Regions from separate parts of the Mus musculus genome. Here region 2 is linked to region 1. A link is a loop called in an ENCODE intact Hi-C map of the cell type or tissue named here. Cell type or tissue: left cerebral cortex. All regions are shown on one strand. Each heading gives the region's core, and the rest is flanking DNA. Links, peaks and the distances in the headings are about the cores only.

What was found. Hi-C counts contacts between places; a loop is a spot of excess contacts. Peaks named below come from ENCODE experiments on the same cell type or tissue, not always from the same donor. Only the 100,000 strongest peaks of a DNase experiment are listed, where the experiment ranks them.
Region 2: it touches region 1 in a loop (14-fold over the local background); 1 of 42 quality-filtered maps calls a loop at or near these places.

Annotation. Positions count from the first base shown.
Region 1 is chr1:85,789,445-85,797,716 of GRCm38, forward strand. Cab39 (calcium binding protein 39) reads left to right here and starts at 3,997. Exons shown (of 9, transcript NM_133781.5): 1 at 3,997-4,377. In left cerebral cortex, for the core only: a CTCF peak has its summit at 3,914; DNase peaks (open chromatin) are centred at 3,951, 4,640, 4,792 and 5,036; H3K4me3 peaks cover 2,021 bases; H3K27ac peaks cover 1,330 bases.
Region 2 is chr1:86,060,946-86,069,279 of GRCm38, forward strand. Psmd1 (proteasome (prosome, macropain) 26S subunit, non-ATPase, 1) reads left to right here and starts at 3,674. Exons shown (of 25, transcript NM_027357.2): 1 at 3,674-3,860. The coding sequence starts at 3,845. In left cerebral cortex, for the core only: CTCF peaks have their summits at 1,704 (motif pointing right) and 3,389; DNase peaks (open chromatin) are centred at 3,432, 3,670 and 4,292; H3K4me3 peaks cover 1,799 bases; H3K27ac peaks cover 1,085 bases.

The DNA of each region.
Region 1 (8,272 bases), core at 273-8,272:
TGTTTGTTTTTTGGTTTTCTCTGTGTAGCTCTGGCTGTCCTGGAACTCAATCTGTAGACCAGGCTGGCCTTGAACTCAGAAATCTGCCTGCCCCTGCTTCCCAAGTGCTGGGATTAAAGGCGCGAGCGCCACCACCCCCTGGCTACTGCTTCTTCACTCCCTATGTTCTCCAGGAAGCTGTTGCAGTTCCCAGCAGGTTCTCCTCAGGCCTCCTGCCTCTTACCCTTCTTTAGATTGCTGATTAGTCTTGCTTTCCTGGATTTCCTCCCGGCTTCTGATTGCTCCCAGATAATGCCCATCTAAGTAAATAGCTCTACCATCCAAACAGTTTCCCAGATCAAAGCCAGTTCTCTTCCCGGAGTCTTCCTTCTCTCTTATCTCCATTACATAGTTCCCTCTACAAATATCAATCAGATTCACGTTGACTCTGGAGGAGGTGCACTGTGGCCGACCCTAGCTCAGACCCTATTACCTCTTGCCTGACTTGAGAGTAGCCTCTTGCTGGTCTCACTGTCTGTATCCTGGCCCTCCTGTGGTTCCATGTATGTCTGATTAGAGAGGTGTTCTGCATTCCGAAGTACACATCTGAATGCGGTGTTGGACGACAGCTCTGTGGCACGGTGCTTGTCCAGCAGGGACAATGCTTTGGGTTTGGATTTCACCCTGAGCTCTGCACTGGGGGTGAGGGTGGGGGTGGAGTGACAAACAACAAAAACCAAACACTTGTGCACGCAGCATTCAATGACAAAGTTTCAATGTGTACCTACCCACCCTCCCAGAGCATCCATGCTGAAGTCCAGGCTCCTTAGCACTGGAGGACATAGGTTTTCAATGATTACAGCTTTGCTTATCTTTCCAATTTTATCTATTCCCTTCCTCCCTACCCCCAAGTCGCTTCACATACAGAAGTCCTTGCACATAGGCCGGTCCTCTAACTCACCATGCTTTTTGTGCTTCTTTCATGTTTCTCCTTAAACATGAACCCCATTATTCAACGTCCTAGGTCTCTTACAGGCTTCCTGCCTCCCTCTCCTGTAATTGCCCATTCGTGCCTGTGTCTTTCCTGGACGCTGAGGGGAGCTACCTATCAGCCAGTGCTTCGCTGCCATAATTCGAGGTCCTAGTTTACTCTCAAGAAGCACCTGCCAAATAAACAAATTTCTAATGAGATTTGGAGCAGGTTTGGTGAGTCTGAGGGTGTGGACTGGTGGGTGGATGGGAAGGGAGGCAAACAGGAGTGCTGGAGAGTTCAAACTTCAAGAGCAGAGCCATGGTGGAAACTGCAGTGTCCAGGGTGGGGCTAGCCTAGTGGCTGCTGACGTACAGTGGATGTGAAGGTCATTGGGATAGCACAGTAAAGGGACCGTATCCAATAGGGTGAGCTGCAATGATACAGCCAGGTGAATGAAGGCACTGGGTGGGGTGGGAGGGAAGCCATGAGTCAGGCTCCAAAGTCCTTTCCTAGAGGGTCTAATTAAGGGAGGGAAGTGCCTCCATCCGGTGGCCCAGCATCAGCAAGGAAGAGGAAGAGACGGCATGATGGGAGATTTACACAGGACCAGCACAGGCTCTAGGGAGACAATAACAGCAACAGCCCAGGCAAGCACAGAACCCAGTGTTCTGTGGCCACCACACAGGAAAACAAAGGCCCCCTGAGAATGTTTCAAAATGAAGATGCAGAACTTTCCAGAAAGTGGCATGGCCCGAGAAATAGTTTAGTAGAAACAGCTTTCCAGAGCCCTCCCGTCCCCAATAGAAGAATATGGAAAATAGCCCGATTCTGTAAGAGGCCATCAAAAGCTGTCTGGCATCTTCTCTCTGTAACTGTGGGTAGAAGGTAGGTGCAGCCTTTGGCCCTTTGCAAGGGAAATTTCACCAGTCTGGCTAGTTTCCCTAGAAGTGTTCAACATGTCCAAGATGAACTATGCTTGGTTGAATGGATTTTAAGTGTTAATATGCTAATGGTTTTGTTTGCTTGTTTCTTGACACCACATATCTGTCTGGTCACTGCATATCACCGAGAATGACCTTGAATTCTTCATTTTCCCCCCACCACTCCCAAGGGCTAGGGTTATAGGTGTGCACTACTACTATACCTGACTGACACATGCTTGAGCACACAGACACATACATATACGAACAAGATCACACAAATTAAAGGGGGTGGTGTGTTGAGACAAGATCTTGCCATGTGGCGCTAGAAACCTGGAACTCACTACTTAGATCAGGTTGGCTTCAAATTTACAGTCTTTGCTTTGCTAGAACTAGGATTATAGTGTAACAGGTTTCCAGACCTTAGCACAACAGATGCCATGATGAAAGTACCATTCAGGTCCTGAGACCCAGGATAGAGGCAGCAATACCTGCCAAAAACAAGAGAGAACAAAGACCTAATCCATCAAAGTCCATAGTTCCGGGAAAGTCCATAAAGGAACTAATCTTGCTTTTTGGCTTTTGTAGTTCTGCAACTAGACTGGATGACTGTTCTTGCTAACCGAGGTGTGACAAGCCAGGATATGGTTTTGTGTGTGTGTGTGTACTTAAAAAGGGGGGCGGGGAGAGCCATTGAGTTGTAAAATAAATAAATAAATAAACAAACAAACTCACCTGAGAAAGGCTCAGGACTATACTTGAACCCCAAACACCCAGAGTAGTCACTGGCTGGTAATAGAGACTTTCTATCGGCTTGAGCCCATGTCTGAGTGATCTTCTCTATTGTTATGGATACTTCATACGTGTTATCTTCTCTATCTCCCTCATCTTTGTCTCAGCTTTCTTTGTGTGCATACAAACTACCCACGACTGAATCCAGAATCTACCATAATTATAGTATAGCCTGAGCTATACCCCCGAGCCCTACTATAGGGTGTCAGCAACCCCCGTCTACTGTATTTGTGGAATTCCTCCGGCCCTTCACTCTGATCTTCATATCGCAGTAACAGTGATTACGACTTTTTTTTTTTGAGACAGGGTTTCTCTGTGTAGCCTTGGCTGTCCTGGAACTCACTGTGTAGACCAGGCTGGCCTCAAACTCAGAAATTCGCCTGCCTCTGATCACGACCTTTTTAAAACGCCAAAGCCTGGCCCTTTCCTGCTCCAAATCCTATGGATAGCTTGCTTCTCTCAAGTATTGAAGTTCTCACAGGAGGCTCACATCGCCTTGCTTCCTTCAGGAAACCACTTCCTTAGCACACTGTAGCTGTCCAAAATCCTGTCCCATTGTTAAGCATATAGCAAAGGAGCACACATGTAGCATTTTTGAGTTCCAGACTCTGTCATTAGATCTCTGTAATGCATTATTTTATTCCTCTGGGTGTGTGTTCATGGCACTTGTTTCTCTCTCTCTCTCTCTCTCTCTCTCTCTCTCTCTCTCTCTCTCTCTCTCTCTCTCTCTCTCTCTCTCTCTCTCTCTCTCTCTCTCTCTCTCTCTCTCTTTCTTTCTTTCTTTCTTCATGGAACTTGCTTCCCTATCTATCTATAGGCAGAGTTTTTCACACAGCCCGGGCTGACCTAAACCTGTGAAGTCTAGGATGACCTTGAACTCCTAATTCTCTTGAGTTCACCTCCCAGTGTTGGGATTACAGGCATGCACCACTAAAATCCACTTTGGAAAAAGTAGGATATGTACCCTTGTTGGATCTTGTTTCTTTGGAATATTTCATCACTTTTTTTCCCCTGTCAGGAGATGCCAAAGTGAAGTTACAGGTTCTGCCCAAGCATGAAAGAACCCATTTGAACAGTTTTGAGCCCTCCGCAGATGTAAAGTTTTAAGACTTGAGGAAGTGGACTGTGTTCCTCCAGGAACTAGCAAGTAAGGGGCGCATAGACGACGACTCCAGCTCCCCTTCTGCTTTTTCTCAGTGCCCCCAGCTCTTCAACTTGCCGGCGACTCAGGCGTCCCGAGTCCGCCCGGCCGTCCGGGGGCGCCCGAGTACGCAGAGGGCGTTGCGGCGCCGCCCGACGTCCCGCCTTCGGCGGCTGCGCAGTGCGCACGTCAAAGCCGGGCTCAGGCCGGAGCTGGGCGCGGGGCGCCAGGAGCCGCGCGGCCTGAGAGAGTCTGGGGCTTCAGTAGCCGCGCGAAGGCTGAGACAACCTCAGAGGCGAAGGCAGTGCGGGACCTCACGGCCACAGCCGCAGCCCTACCGAGCGCAGCACCGCGGCGGCCACAGCAGGAACCCCTGGGCCACCGTCCGCCCGCGCAGCCGCCGCCGCCGCCGCGGGAGCCCGTCGCCCGGAGCAGCTGCGGGCGGAGGACAACGGAGGGCCGGAGCGTCCGAGCCGCGCCGCGGGGACCGAGCGAGCAGCCCGAGGCGGCGGCGGCCGAGGACGGGGACGGAGACGAAGCAGAGAGGGAGCTCCCTGGCCCGGCCCAGCCCGGTGAGTGATCCCCCGGCCCGGCCCTGCTCGCGACGCGGACGCCCGCCGGCTTCCGCCCGACCCGCCTCCATTTTCCCGGGTGGCGGCGGCGGGAGCGGCCCGGAGCAGCCGGAGCTCCGGGCGCCGCCCTTGTCCTCGCCCGTACTAGGCTCCGGGGGCCTGCCGGCCGGGGCTACAACTAACCGGGGTAGAGCTGGCCCGGCCAGCTGTCACTCCCGCCGCTCCGGGGACTCCGAGCACCTAGCCCTGGGCTCCGCGTAGCCTCACTGTTAGCGGGACGCTGACACTATCTTTGTAGGGGACCTTTCAGGAAAATGCCTAACTGATTTCTGGCTAGGAATTGTGCGTTCGGCGCGTTCCCGGGTTCGGTTGGAGCAATCCAAAACGCCGACTGCGTGCCGGTGCCGGAGCGACTCCGAGGTGAACCCGGCCGGGAGGTGCCCTCCCCTGGGGAGCTTTAACGCGGTGATGTGAGAGATAAGACGAGTACACAAATAGCTAAGATACCAGGCAGGAGGGGGATAGATAAGTTCCGTTTAGGAACTACCAATTGCTAGAAAGGTGCTCCGGGGTGACTGGACCTGTCGATCGTTTCCGCCTTCCCACGAACCTGGGAGGCTTCCTGGGCGAGGCGGTGCTAAACCGGGTCTAGAAGACTCGATTGGATTCGGGAGAAGGGGGTTGCAGTGGAGAAGGGCGTGGAGGGGCAACAAAGCTGGAGGACAAAGGTACAAAGAGCATGCGAATGTTGCCAATTCCATCACCGGGTGCCGTGATAGGTGGGGTAGACTAAAGAGGCATTTGGAGTCAGATCTTTGAATGCTGTAGAGGAGCTGTTTGAACGACCTTCCACGGAAAACTTAGAACTCATTTTTCAGTGACTCATGAGGCCGGAAATGTATGCTAGGGCATATTAAAGGCGCTCTTGAGAAAGACAGGCGAGCAGAGAAGGCCACAGTCAGGACTTAGCATTGTTTCCTAAATATAATGCAGTTTGAGGTCGATTTTGACAGCTTCCGGGATATTTAAGTAAATCTATGTCCAAGCCAAGGAAAATACCTTTTGTAGAAAGTGTCACTAGATGCGTGCTTATCTGAAGTAATTAAAAGAGGTGCCTAAATTAACCTTCTCTACACACAAGGCATTTGCGTTGGTGAGTTCTCTAAAATTGCATCAGAACTTCTGGATCCCTGTGTTGGAATTGAACATTAAACTGTAGATTTATAAAAAAAAAAATAGTAATAAGAACTGAACTGTTAACAGTCTAGACAGACAGTTGGACACACACCATTTTTCTGGAAAAGTAAAAAATTTCTTGTTAATTTTTAGTTATGAAAATATTGGAGAGCCAGAAGTGAAAGTTTTTAAGCTCTATTTTACAGGTTTAAAAAAATTAGCAAGTAATTAGTAACTACTAAATGCTTACAATATATGATTTGTAAGAATTGCCTTAGAACTTACTATTGGTTTTGTAAGTGCTTATATGTACAAGGAAATCATACTTTTTTTCAGTCTTACATTTTTCTTTATCAAAGTAAGATCTAGCTGCTGCTGCTGCTGCTGCTGGTGGTGGTGGTGGTGAACGCTTTTAGCCTCTGCACTTTGGAGACGGAGGAGGGCCAGGCCAGGCCAGGCCAGCCGGCTAGATCACAGTAAGAGACTTTGTCTTTTTATTCTAATTTTTGTTTCTTAAAGTAAGACATACTCTTTGAAACATGGAAGCAGTAGTCCATCTCTCCTTTCTCCCCCACCCCATCCCCATCTTTTGAAACAGTGTAGCTCAGGTCTTCCAACCTGTCATCCTCCTGCATTGGGTTTCTAAGTGCTAGAATTACAAAATAGACTGGGAATTTTTTTTCTTTAAGTTTTCTTAATCTTATCACTTAGATTTTGTTTCTGTAAACATTTTTGCATATTTCCTTTCTGATCTTTTTCTGTGTATATTTTCCTAAAAATATATTAAGTACATTTATTTATATATTTGTTTATTTATTGGCATTTTGAAACAACCTCTTACTCTGGCCCAAGTTGTCCTGGAATTTGCTGTGGAGGCCAAGCTAGCTTTAAAATTCCAGATAGTTCTCCCGACTCAGCCTCCTAAGGGCTGGGCATGAACCAATAGAACCAGTCTGAAAGTTTTCTTAAATGTTTTATTAGGCTTTTACCTGTCAAGGTTGCATTGTTCCCTTAAGGCTTCTTGTTAGAAGTCTGTTTATTAGCTTCTCATCAAGGTTTGGTCCTGACTGCTGCTTATTGAATGTATTTTGGTTGGTAGAATACATTTATGTGATCGCCAGGAGTGGAGACGGGCACACAGACCTCTGCTATGTGAGCAGGAGTACTTTTAGTAGGCCACTGAGGGGCTGGAGAGGTTAAGAGTGTGACCTGCTCTTGCAGAGGACCTGAGTTCTGCTGTTGTTGGGTTCCCAGCATCCAGTTTGGTTCACAACTTCCTGTACAGCCCCGGCTCTATACACTCCTGTCCTCCACTGACACCTGAACTCATGTTCCCATACCCACATGTGTACACAATTTAAAAAGAAAATTAAAGAAGGACATGATAAAAAGAATATATTCATGGCCAATATAATCTGTTGTGGCCCCACCTACCCTTTGTTCTACTACTAAAAAATAGTCTATACTAGGGCTGACTACAGAGCTAATTACTTTTTGATCATGATATCAGAAGTCAGGCTAAATTTTTTTGTTGGTTGATTGGTTTGTTTGTTTGTTGTTTGTTTGTTTGTTTGTTTGTTTGAGATAGGGTTTCTCTGTGTAGTTCTGGCTATTCTGGAACTCATTTTGTAGACCAGGCTGGCCTCAAACTCAGAAATACTTGCCTCTGCTGGGCTTAAAGGCCAATACCACCCAACTTTGTTCCTGTAATTTTCTTTTTTTCCAAAACAGGGTTTCTCTGTAGCCCTGGCTGTCCTGGAACTCACTCTGTAGACTAGGCTGGACTTGAACTCAGAAATCCGCCTGCCTCTGCCTCCCAAGTGCTGGAATCAAAGGCGTGCGCCACCACTGCCCGGCTCTGTATTTTTGAGAAAAGGTCTGATTCAGTACCCTAGACTAGCCTGAACTTAACTTTGTAGCCTAGGCTGGCCTAGAATTTATGATAATCTTTCTGCCTTAGCCAGATTCTGGAATTACAGTTGTGTGCACCACATCCTGAAGACTTGAGTTTTCATACGATTACTATGAAATAGCTTAAAAAGTCCCATTGGGTTTGGCTTTACAGTTTGTCTTATGTGAATCTCTGTTGTATATTGCAAAAATATATACCCTCAAAGCCTTTCTTTTGGTCCATTATTTTTAAGTATAGATTTTTGTAGCAATTACTGTTTGTTAGTAAGAGTGTAATTTTCCTGAGAAAGTTGATCACTGACTGTTGATACTTGTTCTGCTGGCCTTATAAATATTTACATATAGACACAGGCACACAAATTCCCCCTCCCCACAAGCATAAAAGATAAACTTCAGTAGTAGATTAGAGTTTCAGGGAGTGTCTTCTGGTTACCTTTGGTGGTGTGCCTGGGTTCTCTTTTGTTGTTGGGTTTTGGGTTTGGTTTTTTGTTTGGTTGGGCGTTTTGGTTTTGGTTTTTTGAGACAGGGGTTCTCTGTAACCCTGGCTGTCCTGTAACTAACTCAAGCTGTAGACCAGGCTGTAGACTAAGGTTGGCCTTGAACTCATTCATTACCATCAGCATCCTGTGTGCACACATACATAGGTGTTGGTGTGTATGGTCCTTTGCTGTGCCATGTTTATCTTACAGAACTTACATGTATTACATAGTGTCATTTTAACTTTACCCAGGAAGAGGAAGATAGACTTGTGATCTATAGCAGCTGTGAATTTAAACTGACAGACAAGGGAGAATAGCATGCTGAGAAT
Region 2 (8,334 bases), core at 94-8,093, 270 kb after region 1:
TTAGGTAGGGACTTGGGCTACGACCTCTCACACATGTGACACAAGGGCTCTACCACTGAACTGGATCGAAGGCCTTTGAGCTGGTTGGTTGTTTTTCATAGAGCTTTTGTTAATCCAGAGGATGGGAGGAGAAAAACCACCGACCCAAATCATCATGACCAAATTAACTAAAGCAAGCAATTAATTAAAGCAAGCCTTTGTATTTGTGTCCACAGGCTTGCTCCCCCTAAGGCAGGGTTTGAGAGGTCAGCATTGGATGTGGGGAAGTCAAGGCTTTCTACAGCACAGGGGTAGGGGATTTGGTGGGCAAAATAGGAGGGGGGGTCACAGGAACAGAACATTATAATAAGTCAGTCCTGATGACCTCCTCAGACAAAGACAAAGGTGGGCAGAGCAAGGTAGTCATAGCAACAGTCATAACAAGGTAGTCATAGCAACAGCTAGTCATAACAAGGTACTCATAGGTGGTCCTATAACCTTTTGAAACACAGGAAGGGTTGCAAGATGGTTGAAACAAAGACATGATTGCCTGTCGAGGGCCATACAGGAGGAACGTGGCACAGAACCATTTGTAGTTAAGGTTACAAGTCGGGCAAAGCCTTGAGAAACAGGCTTAATCATAAACAGGAGGGAACCTAGTTTGTCTTTACTATAAGATGGCTTTGAAGCCTAAGATGGAGGCAGGCTGGTTCTTCACTTCACTCCTGTATGACTTTGTGGTATTTGCTTGTGACTTCCTAGGGGTCTTTATGTGAAGGTGTCTCTGTAGAAGTGTACCCCAGACACTCAATCTGCTTATCTTTTATGCACTCCTCTTTGGTAAGCGCCTTTCAACTTGAGTCATCGGCTCAACTCCTTTAAAGGAGTTTGCCTTTTGCAAGTATGATTTCAAAGTACTAAATTATTAAAAAGTACACACACTCAAGTATGTCACCAATCACTTTTAATTTGCTGGCAACTGCAAAACACTGCTTTGTTTCACTATGTTAGATTTTGAGAAGGCCACAGAAATAGGTTTCAGTCACTGCTATCCAAACAGCTTGGTGGTGAGAAGCTAATGGCTCAACAGAACTGTTGGCCAGGGCTAAGACTAGATGTTAAAGTGATTACGGACCATGACCCTGGATTCGATTCCTGGTAACTCCCCATCATACACAGATCACTGTTTACCACTAACCTTTGTCAAAATTTTCTCTGCATTGACTAGTGAAGTAAGTCTACTGATGAAGCTGCTACCTGAGAGTGACTAAAGAGACAACTCGGTGATTAAGAGCACCGGCTGCTCTCCAAAGGACTAAGGTTTGGTTCCCAGCACCCACATGTGGCTTACAACCATCAAGGGACCTGATGCTCACTTTTGGTTTCCAAGGGCAGTAGGCATGCATGTGGTACAGGGACATGGACAGACGGACACACAGACACACGGACACATGGACACACAGACACACACATACATCATCCATATACATAATTTTTTAGTTAAAGAAGAGAGTAAGTAAAAGTCACAACTGTCATTTCAAAATCCTGAAGATACATTAGGAACTTTTTGCTAGGAGGAGAACAGAATATACAGCATTGTTTCTTCCTTTGACATTTTTTTCCTATATATTATCACATACTTCTGTTTTTGCTTTGTTTTTTAATATTTCTGTGTTTTTAATTTATGTATTTGTTTAATGTATGAATGTTCTGTCTGCATGTACACCTGCATGCCAGAAGAGGGCATCAGATCCCTTTATAGATGGTTGTAAGCCACCATGTGCGATTGCTGGAAATTAAACTCAGGACTTCCGGAAGAGCAGCTGAGCCATCTCACCAGCCCGTTGTTTTGTTTTTTTGAGACAGGGTCTCTCTACATAGCACTGGCTGTCCTGGAATTCACTATAGACCAGACTGACCTTGAATTCACAGAGCTCCCTGGCCTCTGCCTTCTGAATGATCGACCACACCCGGCCAGACTTCTGCCTTTTGAAACGTAAAATGTACAGTATTAGCAGTTCCAGGTGTCAAGTTTTAAGTCTTATGGGGGTTCTGGATGTAGTTCAGTTAAAGTGTTGCTTATCTAGCATGCATGAGACCCTGGTTCAGTTGTCAGCGCTGCAAAAAACAGATATTGTGGTGCACACCTGTAATCCCCCGCATTCCCCAATCAGACCTTGATCAGAAGTTCCAGGACCTCCCAGCTACAAAGAAAGCTTGCAGACCACCTGGGCTATTGTATAGGATCCCCCACCCCATTCTCATTGTTTATTTATGATAGACTAGTTCATTCATTATCATAATAAAGTACTGTGAAGTTTTTGTATTTTAGAGACAGGCTTTCTATTTTTAAAGAGGTATTTATTACTTATTTGTGTGTGTCTATGTGCCCATGAGTATAGGTACCTGTGGAGGCCAAAAGAGAGCATCAAACCCCCTGGAGCTGGAGTTACAAGTAGTTGTGAGCTACTCGATGTGGGTGCTCAGAATTGTACTTGGGTTCTCTGGAAGCTTAACCACTAAAGGCAACTCTCCGAACTGCCACCAACCCAGCCTTTTTAAGACAGGGTCTCACAATTGACTCCTCCTTCACTAGAATTCACTATGGAGATGAGGCTGGCCTGGAACTCACAGAGATCTGCCTACCATTGCCTCCCAAGGGGTGTACCACCATGTTTGACACCTGGACAGTCTATTTTTGTGTATGTTCATATTTGGGGGGAGGGGGGCCTTCGCTGGATGAGGCTGTACGAAAGACACAGGCATGGAGGCAAGTTTGTGTCAAACATATACACATGTATATGTATATACACATATATACACATATACGCAAGTAGGCCGGAGGTTGACATTGGGTGTCTTCCTCAATTGCTCTCCCACTCTTCCTTCCCTACCCCCACACTCCTCAAGGTCTTACTTTGTAGCTCTGGCTGTCCTGGAACCCACTTGTAGGCCAGGCTGGCCTTAAATCCACAGAGATCTTCCTGCCTTTTCCTCTGCTTCTTGAGTGCTGTGATTAAGGTGTGAACCACAACACCCAGCCACTTTATTTTTTGGAAACAAGAGTCTCTTACTAGACCAGGAGCTCACCAACCGGCTACACAGGCCGGCCAGCAAGCCCCAGATATCCACCTGCCTTCACCTCCCCCAGCACTGGGTTTACACCGGCCACTGGGAATCCTAACTCAACTTCAGGTCTTCATGCTTTTATGGCAACCACTTAAGCGACCAAGTCGCCTTTCCAGCATTATCCCACCACCACCTTCCCCTACTTTGATAGCAGATCTTTTATAGCCCAGGCTGGCCTCGAATTCAAGATCCTTCTGCCTCAGTCGCTTTTCTAAGAAAATACTTCCCTGTAGTCTTGGGTTGGTGGGCATTATTGCAGTGAGACCTCCATAGCCTTAGGTGGCGCTGCGAGCAATGCTTATACCTCCCCTAACACTCATTCTCTTAGCAATGGCGGGTGATGAGTGGGCCTCTCTTTGCAAGGGTGTCTATTTTGAAGCCTGATTGCAACTAGAAATGAATGTCCGTTCGCAGCCGGCCAGATCTCTGACTTCACGGAGAGTTATAAAAAACAACGACATGTTTTTTTACCTTGTTGCATGATCTCGAGAGGCGGAAGCTGCATAAAAGACACAGCGTGGCGGTGAATTTGAGCCAAGCCTCAGGCGGAGATGCGGGCAGCCCTAGGGCGGGCGGGGTCCTCGGCTAGAAGCGAGCCGGCGGCCTGTGGAGGGGACTGACTGAGCAGCGCACCCGGGACCCTGGAGGTGCGGTAGAGCAAGCGGGCCCTGAGCTGACAGATCCAGGGCTTGGCCAGGACTGTGGACGAGTGGATCGGCGAGTGCAGGGCGCAGCCATGATCACTTCAGCCGGTGAGTGCTGCCGGGAGCAGGCGCCCCAGTGAGGAGCCGCCGCCGCGCCGGCGTTTAGCTGAGTCAGGGCGGGTGACTGGGCACCTCCGGGTCGAGCGCCGGCCTGCGAGGCCCCTCTGCCCGAGGCCCACCTCGGGGATCGAGGGCTGGGAAACTGGCCAGGTCACTGCAGGCCCCTGGGGTTCGTAGGAATAGGACCAGGTAGCCACCCGGCCGTCCCTCTCCAGCCACACCCCCGTTCCAGGACCAGACCGGGCTCCTAGGCGGTCGCTGGACCTTTATTCTCTGTCCGCTTCTTGGTCGAGTGACCCCCCAATCCTTCCCCGCAGGTGTTTCGGTTTGGGATGGGCCCCGGTGTCATCGTAAGCATCTTATAGCAGGTCCTGGCCTGGCAGCCTAACTGCTACACTAAGTGCTTCTGGCTTGTGCATGAGATATCTTCTCCTGGAAGTCCGAAATTAGGTTTGAGGTGGCTGGGTTTTTGGTGCTACCGTATTCACCTAAGAACCTCGTTCAGTGAAGGCAGCATTGACTGGAGAGCCACCTTACTGTGTGTGTTTAGATCCTCAGGACTGCAAAGCAGGTTTCGCACACTTGTATGGTAGATACTTGTAATGGCTTTTGAAATGGGAAGGTGTGGAGGGAGATGAACTTCTACATGGAGATTTTTCAAGCCCACTACAGACTTGAACTGCGTATAGCTGTTCCCAGTCTCGATGCTTTCTCAGCCCTGGCTGCTTGCGTACCCTTGCTTGGTTGTTATTCCTATTCTGTACTTGTTCTACAAGTATTTGATTTTGAACAAACGGGTTCTCAGTAGACAGTATGCTGTACGGTGGGGAGGGTCTCACTGTGTAGCTCTAGCTGTCCTCGAACTCACTGTGTAGACCAAGCTGACCTCAAACTCACAGAGATCTCCTGCCCCTGCTTCCTAAATACTAGGATTAAAAATGTGTAGTGTACTACTACACTCTGTGCTGGTTATTTTTAAACACGTGAAGAAGTGTTTGGACTTGAAGTTAGACTTTTGTCCTGATAGAGACAGATGATTGCAATGAATTTTAGTTCCCATCAAAAGAAGCATTTTCTTTTCTTTTTTCCAATTAGCTCTGGAGGAAAATACTAGATTTTTTGCCACTTGTAAGAATAGGCTTAGGCCCCGCCATTACCACTGGTCTTCAAAGTGGTGGCTTCACTGATCATAGTTGTGTGGGTGCTTAATAGAATACTGTTAGGGTGGACGCAGAGATAGCCACCTCATTTGGAATGTGGTCCAGGCCACCTTTGTCTCTTGCCTAGGCTATGAGCCTCAAGACTTTTCTTTTTTTTTCCCCAATACTTTGTCTAAGCTCATTCCTCTAGTTCCAAATTTGCTTTGGGAACTTTGTGTAGCATTTCTCATTCCCATTACATCGTAAACATGCTATACTTTTTGTTCGGCCTCTCTCCTACTTAAGAGTTCTTGTACATTCTGTTCCTACTCTAGCCTTTTCTCTCACGAGGTGTTGTAAATCTCCAGTGTTCATCTCGACTTTATCCCTCTATTAGAAACACTAACTGGCATCACAGTTCTGTAATGACCATGTTAACTTGTCTTAATCTGTTACACTGAACTCCAGAGTAGAATTTTGGTCAGGAGACCTGCTTCCATAATTCTAAGGACACTGCCGAGTGTGTGGCAGATGTTAAACAGTGTGCCTTGAATGAAGACATCAGTCCCCTGAGTTTTTAGAGCTGACTGAAAGAGGACTTGGTAGGAATAGACAGAAAAATCAACCCTCCTTGCTGTGTCAGGACTGCAAGCTTTGTGGTCCTGCCCTGAAACACTGAGACGATAACATAGTATACATTTATAGGTATCCTTTATGTTTATAGAGCACATTAGCTTCTGTTCCTTTTTGACACTTTGTTTCCAGTCAGCTCTAGTTAGCTAGTTTAGGACCTGGGCTTAGGATCTCTCCCCAGCACTACAAAGGCCAGAGTCATGGGTCTAGTCTTCATTCATTCACTCACTGGGCACATGTGTTTGCTAAAAGCAATGGTGACTAAGAGGTCAGTGTATACCATTTTGTTTTGTTTTGGTTTTTCAAGAGATTTGACTATGAAAGGGAATGGGAACAAAGACATTATTAGTACTTATTCACTAGAAGGAAGCATGAATTTGAGTGGATTGGATTTAGCAAATAGAGGAAGTAACACAGACAAGCTTTAAAACAATAGTTTTCTACCATCTATCCTCTTCTGACCTCCTGGATTGACCATTTTCAACTTTTAAGTAATATTTCCAGGACATACCTCTATATTGATAAATAATATGAAAATATTGCTATTAATTGAGTCAACAATTAAAGACAGTATCTACTAAGTTTCTATAATGACATAAGCTCTTATTTTTATTTATATTTATTTATTTTATGTGTGTGAGTGTTTTTTACCTTTGTGTATATATGTGTACTACCTGTGTGGCTTGGTACCTGTGGAGGTCAAAAGAGGGCATCGGATCCTCCAGAACTGGAGTTATAGGCGGTTGTGAGCTGTCATAGGGTGCTGGGATCTGAGCACTGGTCCTCTGTAAGAGCAACCAGTGCTCTTAACCACTGAGCATCTCTCCAGCTTCACTTCATGCAAGTTTTTAAAAAGCGCTTAGGTTAGGAGTGACAGAGATGGCTCAGTAGTGAAGAGGACTTGTTGCTTTTGCAGAGGACCTGGGTTTGATTCCCAGCACCCACGTGGTGGCTCACAGTTATCTCTAGTTAACTCTAGTTCTTGGGGATCAGATGCCCACTTCTGGCTTCTGTGTGAGCACTGAGCACACACAGTACACATACATACATGATGACAGAACATTCGCATGTAGAATAAAATAACGTTTAAAAAAACCGCACTTAGGTCTTCACCTATCCAAAGTTGAATTCTGTTTTGTCTTTATATAGAAAAATTAGTGTAGGCGTACATAGCATATTTGATTTAGCCATGCTCATCATTGAAGGCTGTGCCAGGAAACCATGTAAGAAACCAGTCACAGTTGAAGCTACACAGGAAAGTCCAAAGATCCATCTCCTCTGGTTTAAAAAAAAAAAAAGTCATTCCAGTGCAACATTGCCTGTGCTAGGTAACAAGTGTCTTTAGGATTAAGTTCTGTGTTACTTAAGATCATTCCACATGTCAGCTGTTCTGGTCTGCCATCTGGACCACATCCCCCCACCTATACACACTAGTTATTAAGTATTTCAATAGTCAATTGATTTAATTTAACATTTATCTTTCCTTCTCTTTTTCTGAATGTGTCATAACAACCCACCATACCAAGGTTTCCACTTTTTTTTTTTTTTTTTTTAAACTTGGTTTTTTGAGACAGGGTTTCTCTGTGTGGCCCCGGCTGTCCTAGAACTCTCTATAGACTGGGCTGACCTTGAACTCAGAAATCTGCCTGCCTCTGCCTCCCAAGTGCTGGGATTAAAGGCGTGCACCACCACTTCCCAGTGGTTTCCACTTTTAGAACAGTAAGTTGCCTTCATTTTACTGCTAAACCTTGTACTTTTTCCTTTGTGGCTTCCCCCAAACTGCTAGAGCTGTTTGCAAAATTTATTTAGCAGGTGGAAGCAAGTGGTTACACCTTTGAAATAAAATGACAGGGACACATTTTAATTAACCAGTTTCAGTGTTCCAGATGATTTTATAACCAATACGGAAAACATATTTGAGAAAATTTGGTTTTATTTATGGTACAAGGACAGATTTCCCATTTATCATTTTCCTAGTAATCTCAGTGTTGTTCTGGAGAAGACAGCTTTCTTTTAGTCTTGTTACTGCTGGCCCTCTGAGGATGAGGTGAGGTGGCGGGCGCTGTGCTTGCTAAGATTGCTTATCACTTGGTAACCTCTGTCCTTTGTAGGCCAGCACCATGGTTGAGTGGGTAAGGGCTTTTGCCTCCAAGCTTGGTACCTGAATTCAGTTTCTGGAACCCAGCTAGCAGGAGAGAACTGATTCACACAAGTTATAAAAGTTGTACGCACTGTGATGTGTGCTCACACACAATAAACAGATAAATATAAAAATAAATATTTACAGTCTGTTATTTTTGATAGGCAGAGGGTACTTTAATTTGGGCACACTGAAATAATTGAAATGTTACTGTTTTTCTAAGTTATATTACTTTAATTTTTGAGTCAAGGTCAGGCTCAAACTTGAGATTCTCTTGCCTTCACCTCCACAATGCTAAGATTACAGTATGGACCACCATAGTCAGCAATTATTGGTTAATTTTGTGTAAATAAATTTTATTCTAACGTTGTATAAAATTTTTCCCAGCTTGGTCTTACATAGGTAAGAGTAGTTATTGGACTGTAGTAAGCACAAGAACTACAGGGAAACTTTATCCCTGGGTCTTAACCCCATATTGTTTAATAAAGAAGTTCTGGGACAAAACCAAGAATTTGCACTTGTACTAAGTTCCCAAGTAATTGTAATGCTG